Regions from separate parts of the Homo sapiens genome. Here region 1 is linked to region 2. A link is an interaction called in ENCODE POLR2A ChIA-PET data of the cell type or tissue named here. Cell type or tissue: A673. All regions are shown on one strand. Links, peaks and the distances in the headings refer to the core of each region. The heading gives the core; the rest is flanking DNA.

Region 1 (5,000 bases), core at 1-5,000, 140 kb before region 2:
ACAGGGGATGTGGGGAAGAGGCAGCCTGGGAGAAAGCCCGAAACCCACAGAATGAAGGACAAGAAAGTCGCCCTGGTGGAGAGAGGGTGGGGGCTCCAGATCTAAAGGTCCTCAGCCCCCAATCTCTTCCAACCATCCTCACACGTGCACAATGCATGTGTACACACATGTGTGAGTTTGTGGCAGGGAACATGTGTGTCCTCAGCTCCCTCCCATGAAAAGCTGCAGTTCCCACTAAATATAACCCCCTCCCCAGCCTGTGACTCACCCGGACCCCGCCTCCCCCGGCCCCCACTTCCTGTCCCACCCCCCAGCCCCCAGCTGCCTGCCACCCGCCCAAGCCTCCCTCCACACACCAGGCATCCAGCTCTCCAGTCCCAGAGTCTCCAAGGAGAGCCTAGGTATCTGCATCCCACCAGGAGCTCGCCTGTGCTCCATCCGAGATCTCCTGCCTTTGCCAGGCTCCAACCAGAGGGACACTCTTGCACAGATCCCCATCGCTGCCAGCCCTGCCCTCCTCCTACACCTTTTCACCCCAGTAACCTCAGTAACTTCGGTCATAAGCCCTCAGGGACCCTTAAATCCAGGTGTCCTCCCCCACCTTGATCCCAAGCGTCAGGGGTATCTGGAACAGTCCCCACATCTGCTCTTCTCCCTCTCTCTTGATCAGGGCTAGATACAGTGTGGGAGGAGATGGGGATATTGGGCACCTGCCTTTGGGCCACCCCCAAATTGTGCACCACCCACCCGGTCCCCCTCCTCAAATCCCCTCTCTCCCTAAGCCTCTCATCCTCCTCCTCAGGGGCTGGCAAGCTCGGCTGCTGCAATCTTCTGCCTCCTATGGGAGTACCCCCAAATCCTTGCCTCACCTGGTCCATTCCCTCAGGTGATCCCATGCCAGGGCCCCAGCCCTCTGACAACTTCCAACTACCTCCATTCTATATGACTGAACCCTAAATTAACAGTTCCCTCAAATTGAGAGAGCATCCCTAAATGCAGCCACCACGAGATGCTTGTTCTAGAGTCTGAAGGCCCACCCCTTCCCTGCCAGCTGACACCCCCAGATCAGTCAGGCACTCACAACCAATAACCTTTACCCCATGCCAGGAGCCCCCCAAAACTGGACAAGGCCCTTGGAAGCCAGCTTTTCCCTGGGGAGGAAAGAGGAACCCCCCAACATAGCCCACCTTCCCACATACACCAGCAGGACTCCCTTATGAGCCAGGCTTCTCCTTAAATAAGTCTCCCTCAAACAGCGCTGATGAACCCCCAAACCCGCCAGGCCCCCCGAACCATGGAATATCCTAAATTTTCCATATCCCTACAGGTACAAAGGGATCACTCCAGGGGGCACCTGTGGCCAAATCCTGCATTTTCTCAGATGTGAACCCCAAAACTAAATTAAGACCCCCAAATACATCTTACTTCTGATGCTGCCACTCCAGGGGCGCCAGTCCCAGATAAGGCCTACTAACCCCTCCCCACAAACTCATACCCTCCCCCCAGTTTATAGCCCCCCCATCATGCTTACCTTGGTTGTCACTATACAGAGACAGTCCATGTTGGGGGGCCTGGCCGCGGCGGCGGGTAAGGGGCTCTGACTTCATCGGAGTTTCGTTCCTCCCCTCCGTGGGTTCTCACCCCTCCCCCCTCCGCACCCCACTTTTGCAGGGGGGGCCAGGATGGGGGGAGGGGTGAGAGGGGAAGGAGGGGGTTGGAGAAGGGAAGGGGAGGGGAGCGTGGGAGGGAGGGGAAGGGGGCCCTAAAAGGGGCTCCCCAGTGGAGGGGAGGGGGCTTGGGGAGCACACCCCGATTCTCAGGAGGGGCGGGGGCACCGGGGGCTGGCAGCCCCGGAGTTCGGGGGCTGGGGCATGAGCTGGGGTGGGGGAGGGGAACTGGATTTCGGGGAGCCCCGGGGTAGGGGGGGGTCTTGCCAAACGGCCAGGGGCTAGGGGCCGTGGCGGGGGAGTGGGGTGGGGGGGTTGGAAACGGCAGCGGCCGAGGGAGCCGTGGAGCCGAAGAGGGAAGGGGAGAGAGGAGGAGAGAGGAAGCAGGGGGAGGGAGGGAGGGAGCTAGGAGCCAGAATGGGGGGGGTGCCTTGGCAGAGTTAACTCCTTCTGTGCTGGCAGGAACCCGGATAATGGGAAAGGAGATAGAAGCAGAAGCACAGAGGCCCCTGAGGCAAACATGGAGACCTGGCCAGCCACCAGCGATGACAGCAAAGACGATGAGGCTGGATTTCATTTCTTAGAGAAGGAAGCATCTATAGTTGGGCTGGGAGCACCCACGGTTATTTGAATACGGGAGGGAGGCCTCTCGGCAGGCGGTAGGGGGTCGGGTGTGAGGGAGGAGCTGAAGGAGGCAATCCCTGGGGGCCTAGTTCTCCCTCAGGTTTCTCAGGGGGAAACCTAAAAAGTTAAGCCCTAGACTCTTTAGTGCCTGAAACTGGGGCAGCCAAAGAAAACGAGGAAGAAAGGGAGAGTGGGTACAGGACCACAGAGAGTGCATTCTCGGTGCCCCAAGTCCCTGGGCCACTGACTCAGGCTTTTGTCAGCAGGGCCCCCAAGATTCCAGGTAATATTAGTGATATTTGGCTCACCCCTCCAGCCCTGCCTGCCCCTCAGGAAGTTAGGCGCTCGCCCCCACCTCCTTACCTGACTCTCTGAGAGGGAAGCCTCATAATAGTCCAGGATGTCTGTCACAGGAACAGAACTGAGTTACCTCCCCACCCCAGGCCTCTCCAGGCACATCACCCCTGTCATCACCGCTGCTGGCTGGCTGGCAAGGGAGGAGCCCTTTCAGCCAAGGCTGGTCCACACTCATGGAGGACACCATAGGCAGGACCCTGCATGGTGCTCCAGCTTGGACCAAATGATCTCTGGGCTCCCAAACAGCCCCCGAAGTTCAGTAATGGCCCTTGGAGGCCCAGGTCCCTCAGAAAACGGGCTACTCACCCAGCAAGGCCTGGAAGAGGTCGCTATGCAGCACTGTGAGGAGTGGGGGTGCCCACCGCAGCAGTGGGGGTGCCAGGAGCCAGAGGGCTGACCTGGGAGCTAGTGAGATGCAAGGAGAATTGGGACAGGGAAGATGCCAACACAGGAAGATGAACACACTGTCACTTCATCTCCCCAGACTGTGCCCTTCACCCCAGCCCCTACGGAAAGATTTGGGGAGAAGGATCTCCGAGCCCCAGCCCCCCACTTCGCTCCCAGACCTCCCCTCCACAAGGAGCCCTGTTTTTCACCTCTTGGTCTCTGGGACATCTCTCTCTTCTCTCACTTTAATCTCCCTAATCCTCCAGGATTGGAGTTGAGCTGCTTCTCCCCACTAAATTCCAGCTGTGAGTAAAGTAGGCCGTCTCTGAGCCGACCAGCTGTCCCATTCCCCCAGGTCCCAAGGCACCAGCACCGCCACCATCTTGCTCCACACACCCTGGCCCCCTCTTCCCATAGGCAGGCAGAACCTAGCCACGCTCTCCTGAGAAGCCAGCAAAGAGGGCCTCCTCACAGAGGGCTCCAGCAGCTCAAAAAGAAGCTGAGCCCAGCTCTCTCTCCTCCTGGGCCTCCTCTCACCCCAATGAGAATTGCAGAAAAAGGGGTAGAAATTGTTTGGGACTTCCTGCCCTAGGGCTAGAGAAGTTGGGGTTTTACGGGTAAGAGGCAGGAGAATTCCTGCAGTTCCTCTCAGGCCCGGGAGGAATCCATCTGCCTGGGCACATGGTCTCTGGAAGGAACAGAGGGCAAAGACAGAAGGGAATGTTCAGGAAGGTCTCAGAGGCTTTACTAAGGGAGGGGCAGTGAATCTGGGGGGGTCTTCCTACTGTGAAACTGTAGCTGTTCCAAGAGTTAGTGAATGGCCTACATCTCAGAAGAATACACTTAGGGTACTCACACCCTAGCTTGGGTGCCCCCCACCACTGTACCCTCCCTTTTGTGTTGGCCGAGATAGATTTCATCAGGAACCCTAGAGTCTGTCTTTCCATGTCTCTGCCTCTGCCATCTACCTTACACTTCTCTTTCCCTACTTTTCCCTTCTAACCCCACCGGAGAAGCCCTCCCTTCAGTCCACCTCCATCCCTCTGGCTGCAGTGACTTAAGCCCCTTCCTCTTCTGTCCCATCCTATCCCATCACCCCGTCGGAGGACTAGACTCTAGGTCGGACGGGCGGGATTAAGGAGTTTGGGGGAGACGAGGGACGCTTGGAGATCCCTCTAAGTCAGCGGAACGCAGGGCCGGGCTCCAGGGAACTACAGCTCCCAGCATGCCCCGGGGCCCGCAACCGTCCGCCGCCCGGTGCACTGTGGACGATGAGTCAGGGTTAGGGGCGCCAGGACGTGGGCGTGCAGGACGCCAGAGCTGGGTCAGAGCTCGAGCCAGCGGCGCCCGGAGAGATTCGGAGATGCAGGCGGCTCGGATGGCCGCGAGCTTGGGGCGGCAGCTGCTGAGGCTCGGGGGCGGAAGGTCTGTGTGTGACAAGAGGGACGGTGGGCAGCGGCCCTGGGCACCGGGCCGGCACTGAACCCCCACTCCCCACAGCTCGCGGCTCACGGCGCTCCTGGGGCAGCCCCGGCCCGGCCCTGCCCGGCGGCCCTATGCCGGGGGTGCCGCTCAGGTAAGTCACCGCAGCCTTGGCAAGGGGGTGTGGGAGCGGCGGTCCGCTTCGGCGCCCGCCATCGGCAGGGATCTCCCTCTTGGTGCCAGGTACCTGCCTACTGCTCAGTCGCCGAAAGTAGGGGAAAGGGCAAGCCAGGGTGCCCTAGGGCGAAACTAGGGGAAAGGTCACCGCTTCGCGCCGCCTCCCCGCGCGGCTCTCGCCTGTTCTCCCCTTGACACAGCGGAAGTCCCTTCCCTGAACTTGCTAACCGTCTCTTTTCCCAGCTGGCTCTGGACAAGTCAGATTCCCACCCCTCTGACGCTCTGACCAGGAAAAAACCGGCCAAGGCGGTAGGTAGCCCCGAGGCCAGGTGGACCTTAGCCAGACCCAACCAGAGCCCTGAAATT
Region 2 (7,137 bases), core at 982-5,981:
CAGCCAGCTGCATATCAGAACCACCTGGGCAGCCTTAAAACTAGCTGTGCTTTGGCCCCAGCTCCAGAGATTCTGGAATAAGTGGTCCTATATGGGGCCTTGGTTACTGTAACCCACAGCCAGGGTTAGAATCATTGTTTGGGGTACCCAGAGAGGTCCTAAGGATGGGTAGAAGAACTCCTACCCCTTCCACGGTAGTACCTCTCTCTCTCTCTCTTTTTTTTTTTTTTTTTTTTGAGACGGAGTTTCGCTCTTGTTGCCCAGGCTGGAGTGCAATGGCGCGATCTTGGTTCACTGCCACCTCCACCTCCCGGGTTCAAAAGATTCTCCTGCCTCAGCCTCCCAAGTAGCTGGGATTACAGGCACCCGCTACCACGCCTGGCTAATTTTTGTATTTTTAGTAGAGATGGGGTTTCACTATGTTGGCCAGGCTGGTGGCGAACTCCTGACCTCATGTGATCCACCCACCTCAGCCTCCTAAAGTGCTGGAATTAAGGTGTGAGCCACTGCACCCAACCGTACCTCGCCCTTTTTTTTCAATATATATATTTTAAAAATTTAAAAATTATTATTATTATTTTGAGACAGAGTCTCATTCTGTTGCCCAGGCTGGAGTGCAGTGGCATGATCTCAGCTCACTGCAAACTCTGCCTCCTGGGTTCAAGTAATTCTCCTGCCTCAGCCTCCTGAGTAGCTGGGATTACGGGTGCCTGCCACCATGCCTGGCTAATTTTTGTATTTTAGTAGAGATGGGGTTTCCCTATGTTGGCCAGGTTGGTCTCAAACTCCTGACCTCAGGTGATCTGCCTGCCTCGGCCTCCCAAAGTGCTGGGATTACAGGCATGAGCCACCACACCCAGCCGATTTTTAAAATTAAAAAAATATATATATATATTAAGAGACAAGGTTTCACTATGTTGACCAGGCTGGTCTCAAACTCCTGGCCTCAAGCAGTCCTCTTGCCTCAGTCTTCTAAGTTGTTGGGATTACAGACATGAGCCACTGCATTCAGCCAAGTATCTCTCTTTTTGTTTTACACATTCAATTCCAATCCCTTCATATAACACATGAAAAAAATGAGACCCAGAGATCATGTAAGATCATATAACTTGTCCAAGATCATACAACTCATTCATTCATTCATTTGACAAAGACTTAGTGAGTATCCACCCACCAAGAGGGATGGGAAGCCACATTTCCTGCCTGCTCTGGACGGCAGTAGGTGCCCGTACCCTCCCCTGCTGTCCCCTCTTTCCAGGTTCAACATTTTGGAGCCATCCTTGTTTTCACAGTCAATATTCAGGAGGCCAACCAGTCCTGCCCATTTCTTTCTTCCTTCCTTCCTTCCTCCCTCCCTCCCTTTCTTTCTTTCTTCCTTCCTTTCTTTCTTTCTATTTTTTTTTTTTTTGAGACAGAGTCTCGCTGCGATGCCCAGGCCGGACTTCTGTGGCGCGATCTTGGCTCACTGCAACCTCCACCTTCCAGGTTCAAGCAGTTCTCCTGCCTCAGCCTCCCAAGTAGCTGGGATTACAGGCAACGCCATCATGCCTGGCTAATTTTTTTAGTACTTTTAGTAGAGACGGGGTTTCACCATGTTGGCCAGGCTGGTCAGGAACTCCTGACCTCGAGTGATCCGCCCGCCTCGGCCTCCCAAAGTGCTGAGCCACCATGCCCGGCCAGTCCTGCCTATTTTTCAAGGATCTCTATCCTGTCTGTCCCATCCTTCCATAGCCCCAGCCCACCCAGAACCCTCTCACAGTGGATCCCAGTCTCCCAGAGGCGCCACCAGGCTGCCTGCTCTCCTGGAATGCTCTTCACCCTCAGCGGCCGCGCTGGCCTCCCTGAAAACTCCACACTGCTCACGACCCCCAGCCCCACATCAAATGATGATTAAGAATTTGGGCTTTGGAGTTGGGCTGCCTGGTTTCAATCAAATCCTGGCTTTGTCTCTTACTGGACCGTGGGCAAGTTATTTAACCTCTCTGTGCCTGTTTTCTCTATTTTATTTATTTATTTATTTATTTATTTATTTATTTATTTATTTATTTATTGAGATGGAGTCTCGCTCTGTCGCCCAGTCTGGAGTGCAGTGGCGCGATCTCCACTCACTGCAACCTCTGCCTCCCTAGTTAAAGCGATTCTCCTGCCTCAGCCTCCCAAGTAGCTGGGACTACAGGCTCCCAGCACCACGCCGGGCTAATTTTTTATATTTTTAGTAGAGACGGGTTTTCACCGTGTTAGCCAGCATGGTCTCGAACTCCTGACCTCAGGCGATCCGCCCGCCTCGGCCTCCCAAAGTGCTGGGATTACAGGTGTGAGCCACCACACCTCGCCTCCTCATCTTTTAAATGCAGTAAATGTATTTTATTGACTCTATATAACGTTTTTAATCTGTTTACATTTGAACATCTCTGAAGTCAGAATGCATCTTAAACTGAAGGTATGCCATGGCTTAGTGGATAGTATTTTTTTCTTAGCAGTATATAACATAATGGTATATCAGCAGGGCACGGTGGCTCACACCTGTAAAACCGGCACTTTGGGAGGCTGAGGTGGGTGGATTGCTTGAGGTCAGGAGTTCAAGACCAGCCTGAAAAACATGGTGAAACTCCATCTCTACTAAAAATACAAAAATTAGCCAGGAGTGGTAGCAGGTGCCTGTAATCCTAGCTACTCAGGAGGCTGAGGCAGAGGAATCACTTGAACCCGAGAGGCAGAGGTTGCAGTGAGCTGAGATCACGCCACTGTACTCCAGCCTGGGCAGTAGAGCAAGATTCCATTTCAAAAAAATAATAATAAAAAATTTAAATATTAAAAAATAAAATAATAGTATATATTACAATTGATATATTAAAATTCGTGATAAATTCAATGAAATGCAGTAGTAGTTACCTTATGGGATTGCTGTGAAGTCTAAATAAGCTAATATAAAATGCTTGAGGCCAAGCACAGTGGCTTACACCTGTAATCCCAGCATGTTGGGAGGCCGAGGCAGGAGGATCGCTTGAGCCCAGGGGTTTGAGACCAGCCTAGGCAACATAGTGAGACCCCCATCTCTACAAAAAAAAATTTAAATTAGCTGGGTGTGTCAGCCGGGCGAGTGGCTCACGCCTGTAATCTCAGCACTTTGGGAGGCCAAGGCGGGTGAATCACGAAGTCGGGAGTTCGAGACCAGCCTGACCCACATGGTGAAACCCCGTCTCTACTAACAATACAAAAATTAACTGGGCATGGTGGCACATGCCTGTAATCCCAGCTACTTGGGAGGCTGAGGCAGGAGAATTGCTTGAACCCAAGAGGCGGAGGTTGCAGCAAGCCGAGATCGCGCCACTGCACTCCTGCCTGGGGGATGAGCAAGACTTCGTCTCAAAAAAAAAAAAAAAAAAAAAATTAGCTGGGTGTGATGGCGCATGCCTGTGGTCCCAGCTACTCAGGAGGCTGAGGTGAGAAGATCGCTTGAACCCAGGAGGTCAAAGCTGAAGTGAGCTGACATCACACCACTGCACTCCAGCTTGGGTGACAGAGTGAGACCCTGTCTTAAAAAAAAAAAAAAGAAAGAAACACAAACTCCTCCAACCTCTCATGCCACATGCTCAGGAAGAGCTTACTAGAGGAATTTATATCACAAGGGTTCAGAGAAGGGGCTGGGGTTGTCAAGGACATACCCTGGAGTCTGCCATGTGCCAAACACTGTGGAAACAAAGATAAAAAACCACTAGGTGGGTAGGCACGGTGGCTCATGCCTGTAATCCCAGACTTTGGGAGGCCAGGGTGGTTGGATCACCTGAGGTCAGGAGTTCGAGACCAGCCTGGCCAACATGGTGAAACCACATCTCTACTAAAAATACAAAAATTAGCCAGGTGTGGTGGCAGGTGCCTGTAATCCTAGCTACTCTGGAGGCTGAGGCAGTAGAATCGATTGAACCCAGGAGTAGGAGGTTGCAGTGAGCCAAGATTATGCCACTGCACTCCAGCCTGGGTGATGGAGCGAGACTCGGTCTCGAAAACAAACAAACAAACAAACAAAAAACCTGTTAGCTGGTGGTTTAATAGGGCAGGGCATGGTTTGGAGGGAAGATGGATTGGTAAAGAAACACCACCACCTTGATGTGACACAGCTGAGGGATGTCTAGAGAAGGGACACCCCCAGGGGCTCAGAGAAGGATTCTCAGAAGAGGTTGTGCCTGAGCCAAAGGAGAAAGACATCCCAGGTATAAGGACAAGCCTGGGCAATGACAGATGAAAAAGCAGGAGGTGTTTGGGCAGCTACAGGTGATTCAGTATGGCCGTGGGGGGTGCGTTGGGTGGGCAGTGCTGAGAGATAAAGCCGCAGGGACATGTGGGGGCCAGATTCCAGGAAGTATTACACAGGTAGATCACTTGCTTACTGATGAGAAGTGGGCATGTGGGCATGGCAGGAAGAGAAGAAGGAAGAGAATGTCCAGGGTACAGTTGGCGCTGCCACGAAGCTCCAGAGAGGTCACAGAGAAGTGATGGGCTCAGGGAGGAAGGTGAGCTTGAACATATGGAATCTGAGATGCCCGGGCAGGGGCATTCAAGTGGAGATTCCAGGTAGGGCTACCTTTGAACAGCTCTGGCCTGAGGAGCAGATATAACAAGTGGGAGCTGCTGATGGAAAGCCTGGAATGTCAGGGTAAATAGAGGCCAGGCCGGGCGCGGTGGCTTACGTCCGTATCCCAGCACTTTGGGAGGCTGAGGCGGGCGTATCACCAGGTCAGGAGATCAAGACCATCCTGGCTAACACGGTGAAACCCTGTCTCTACTACTAAAATACAAAAAATTAGCCGGGTGTGGTGGCACGTGCCTGCAGTCCCAGCTACTCAGGAGGCTGAGGTGGGGGAATCGCTTGAACCCGGGAGGCGGAGGTTTCAGTGAGCTGAGATCACGCCACTGCACTCCAGCCTGAAGATAGAGCAAGACTTCGTCTCAAAAAAAAAAAAAAAAAAAGCCAGGTCTATAAACTGCAGGCAAGGAAGAGAGCTAGGGCATGTCTTTTTTTTTTTTTTTTTTTTTTTTTTTTTGAGATAGAGTCTCACTTTGCTGCCCAGTCTGGAGTGCAATGGAGTGATCTCGGCTTACTGCCACCTCTGCCCTCCGGGTTCAAGCGATTCTCCTGCCTCAGCCCCCCAAGTAGCAGGGACTGCAGGTGTGCACCACCATACCCGGCTAATTTTTATATTTGCAGTAGAGACAGAGTTGCACCATTTTGGCCAGGCTAGTCTCGAACTCCTGACCTCAGGTGATCCTCCCACCTTGGCCTCCCAAAGTGCTGGGATTACAGATGTGAACCAGTGCGCCCGGCCAGGCATATATTTAAACAAGATATTATAACAGCTAATGCTGAGTGAGTGCCAGTATATGTGGGACACAGTCCCAAGCATTTTATTTATTTATTTATTTTTTGAGACAGGGCCTCACTCTGTAGCCCAGGCTGGAGTGCACTGGTGCAATCACAGCTCACTGCAGCCTTGGCCTCCCCGGTTCAAGCAATCCTCCTACCTTAGTCTCCCAAGTAGCTGGACTATGGGCACATGTCACCACGCCCAGCTATTTTGAAATTTTTTTGTAGAGACTATCTCACTATGTTGCTCATTCTGGTCTTGAACTCCTGAGCTCAAGTGATCCGCCCACCTCAGCCTCCCAAATTGTTGGGATTACAGGCGTGAGTCACCGCACCGGGCCTGTGTTTCTTTCTGTGCACATAAAGCCAGCCCACTGGAATATGGTCTACAGGGCTGGTATTTCTGAGCACCTCCCAAACAAGGGAGGCTGCTGTGGGTGCAGAAACATTTTTAAGTGGCCCCCAAATCCTCTCTGACCTGCCTTCCATGGAGAGGCAGATTCTATGGATCCTTCCCTTGAATCTGGGCTCTGTGTCTGGCTGACCAATGGAATGTGGGAGAAGTGACACTGCTCCACTTTCTGGGCCCACGCCTTAAGGAACTGGCACCTTCCACTCTCTGTCTCTTGGGGACTCACTCTGGAACCTAGTCACCATCTCTGAGGAAGCCCAGACTTCAGGAAGAGTCCATATGAGGGGTCCCAGCCAAACGCCAGCATCTCCTGCCACACATATGAGTGATATTACAGCCCCCAGATGTCCAGTTACCCCCAGACTTTTATTTTTCCAAGACACCAGATATTGTAAAGCAGAGATTAACCCCACAGTGTCCTGCTGGAATTCCTGACTCAAGAAGTCCAGGGCAATGATCAAACAGTGTGTTTTTTTTGTTTGTTTTGTTTTTTTGAGACGGAGTCTCGCTCTGTCTCCCAGGCTGGAGTGCAGTGGCACAATCTTGGCTCACTGCAACCTCCGCCTCCCAGGTTCAAGCAATTCTCCTGCCTCAGCCTCCCGAGTAGCTGGGCCTACAGGTGCCTGCCACCACGACTGGCTACATTTTTTTGTATTTTTAGTAGAGATGGGGTTTCACCGGGTTAGCCAGGATGGTCTCGATCTCCTGACCTCGTGATCTGCCCACCTTGGCCTCCCAAAGTGCTGGGATTACAGGCGTGAGCCACCACGCCCGGCCCAAACAGTGTTTTTTATGCCACTAGGTATTATTTCTTCAAAACAGATAGTTGGTTCAGTGGGACAGAAAAAGGAGCCTAGGACATGGCACTAAATGTCTTGGGTTTATGACACGGCTGGCCGGGTCCATCCTAGCCATGTGCACGGGGGGATATTACTTCAGCAACCTAAGCCTCAGTCCTCCTGCCTGCAAAATGGAGTTAATGATAACTAATGTGTACGGTGACAGCGTGTCAGACAGTCTAAGCAGTTTTTTTTGGAGACGGAGTCTCGCTCTGTCACCCAGGCTGGAGTGCAGTGGTGCGATCTCGGCTTACTGTAACCTCTACCTCCCAGGTTCAAGCGATTCTTCTGCCTTAGCCCCCGAGTAGCTGGGATTACAGGCACCTGCCACCATGTCCGGCTAACTTTTGTATTTTTAGTAGAGACAGGGTTTCACCATGTTGGCCAGGCTGGTCTCGAACCCCTGACCCCAAGTGATCCTCCCGCCTTGGCCTCCAAGGTGCTGGGATTGCAGGCATGAGCCTCCATGCCCGGCTTTCAGTGTCCTCTTGACATGGTGGCTGGCTTCCCCCAGAGGGAGTGAT

Evidence for each region. ChIA-PET counts read pairs that join two places held together with the same protein. Peaks named below come from ENCODE experiments on the same cell type or tissue, not always from the same donor. Only the 100,000 strongest peaks of a DNase experiment are listed, where the experiment ranks them.
Region 1: POLR2A ChIA-PET joins it to region 2 with 5 read pairs; 2 of 35 experiments call an interaction of 5 or more read pairs at or near these places.

The regions. Positions count from the first base shown.
Region 1 is chr17:7,215,587-7,220,586 of GRCh38, forward strand. It overlaps DLG4 (discs large MAGUK scaffold protein 4), which reads right to left and starts at 2,041. Exons shown (of 20, transcript NM_001321075.3): 1 at 1,532-2,041. The coding sequence starts at 1,561. It overlaps ACADVL (acyl-CoA dehydrogenase very long chain), which reads left to right and starts at 4,352. Exons shown (of 20, transcript NM_000018.4): 1 at 4,352-4,460; 2 at 4,536-4,611; 3 at 4,878-4,943. The coding sequence starts at 4,399. RefSeq lists enhancers at 1-371, 4,644-5,000 and a silencer at 4,476-4,685. In A673, for the core only: no CTCF peak of the experiment used is centred there; DNase peaks (open chromatin) are centred at 225, 2,095 and 4,265; H3K4me3 peaks cover 3,342 bases; H3K27ac peaks cover 4,677 bases.
Region 2 is chr17:7,357,849-7,364,985 of GRCh38, forward strand. No RefSeq gene overlaps it. Among named protein-coding and RNA genes, the nearest start is that of TMEM95, 6.3 kb to the left of the region's middle. In A673, for the core only: no CTCF peak of the experiment used is centred there; no DNase peak of the experiment used is centred there.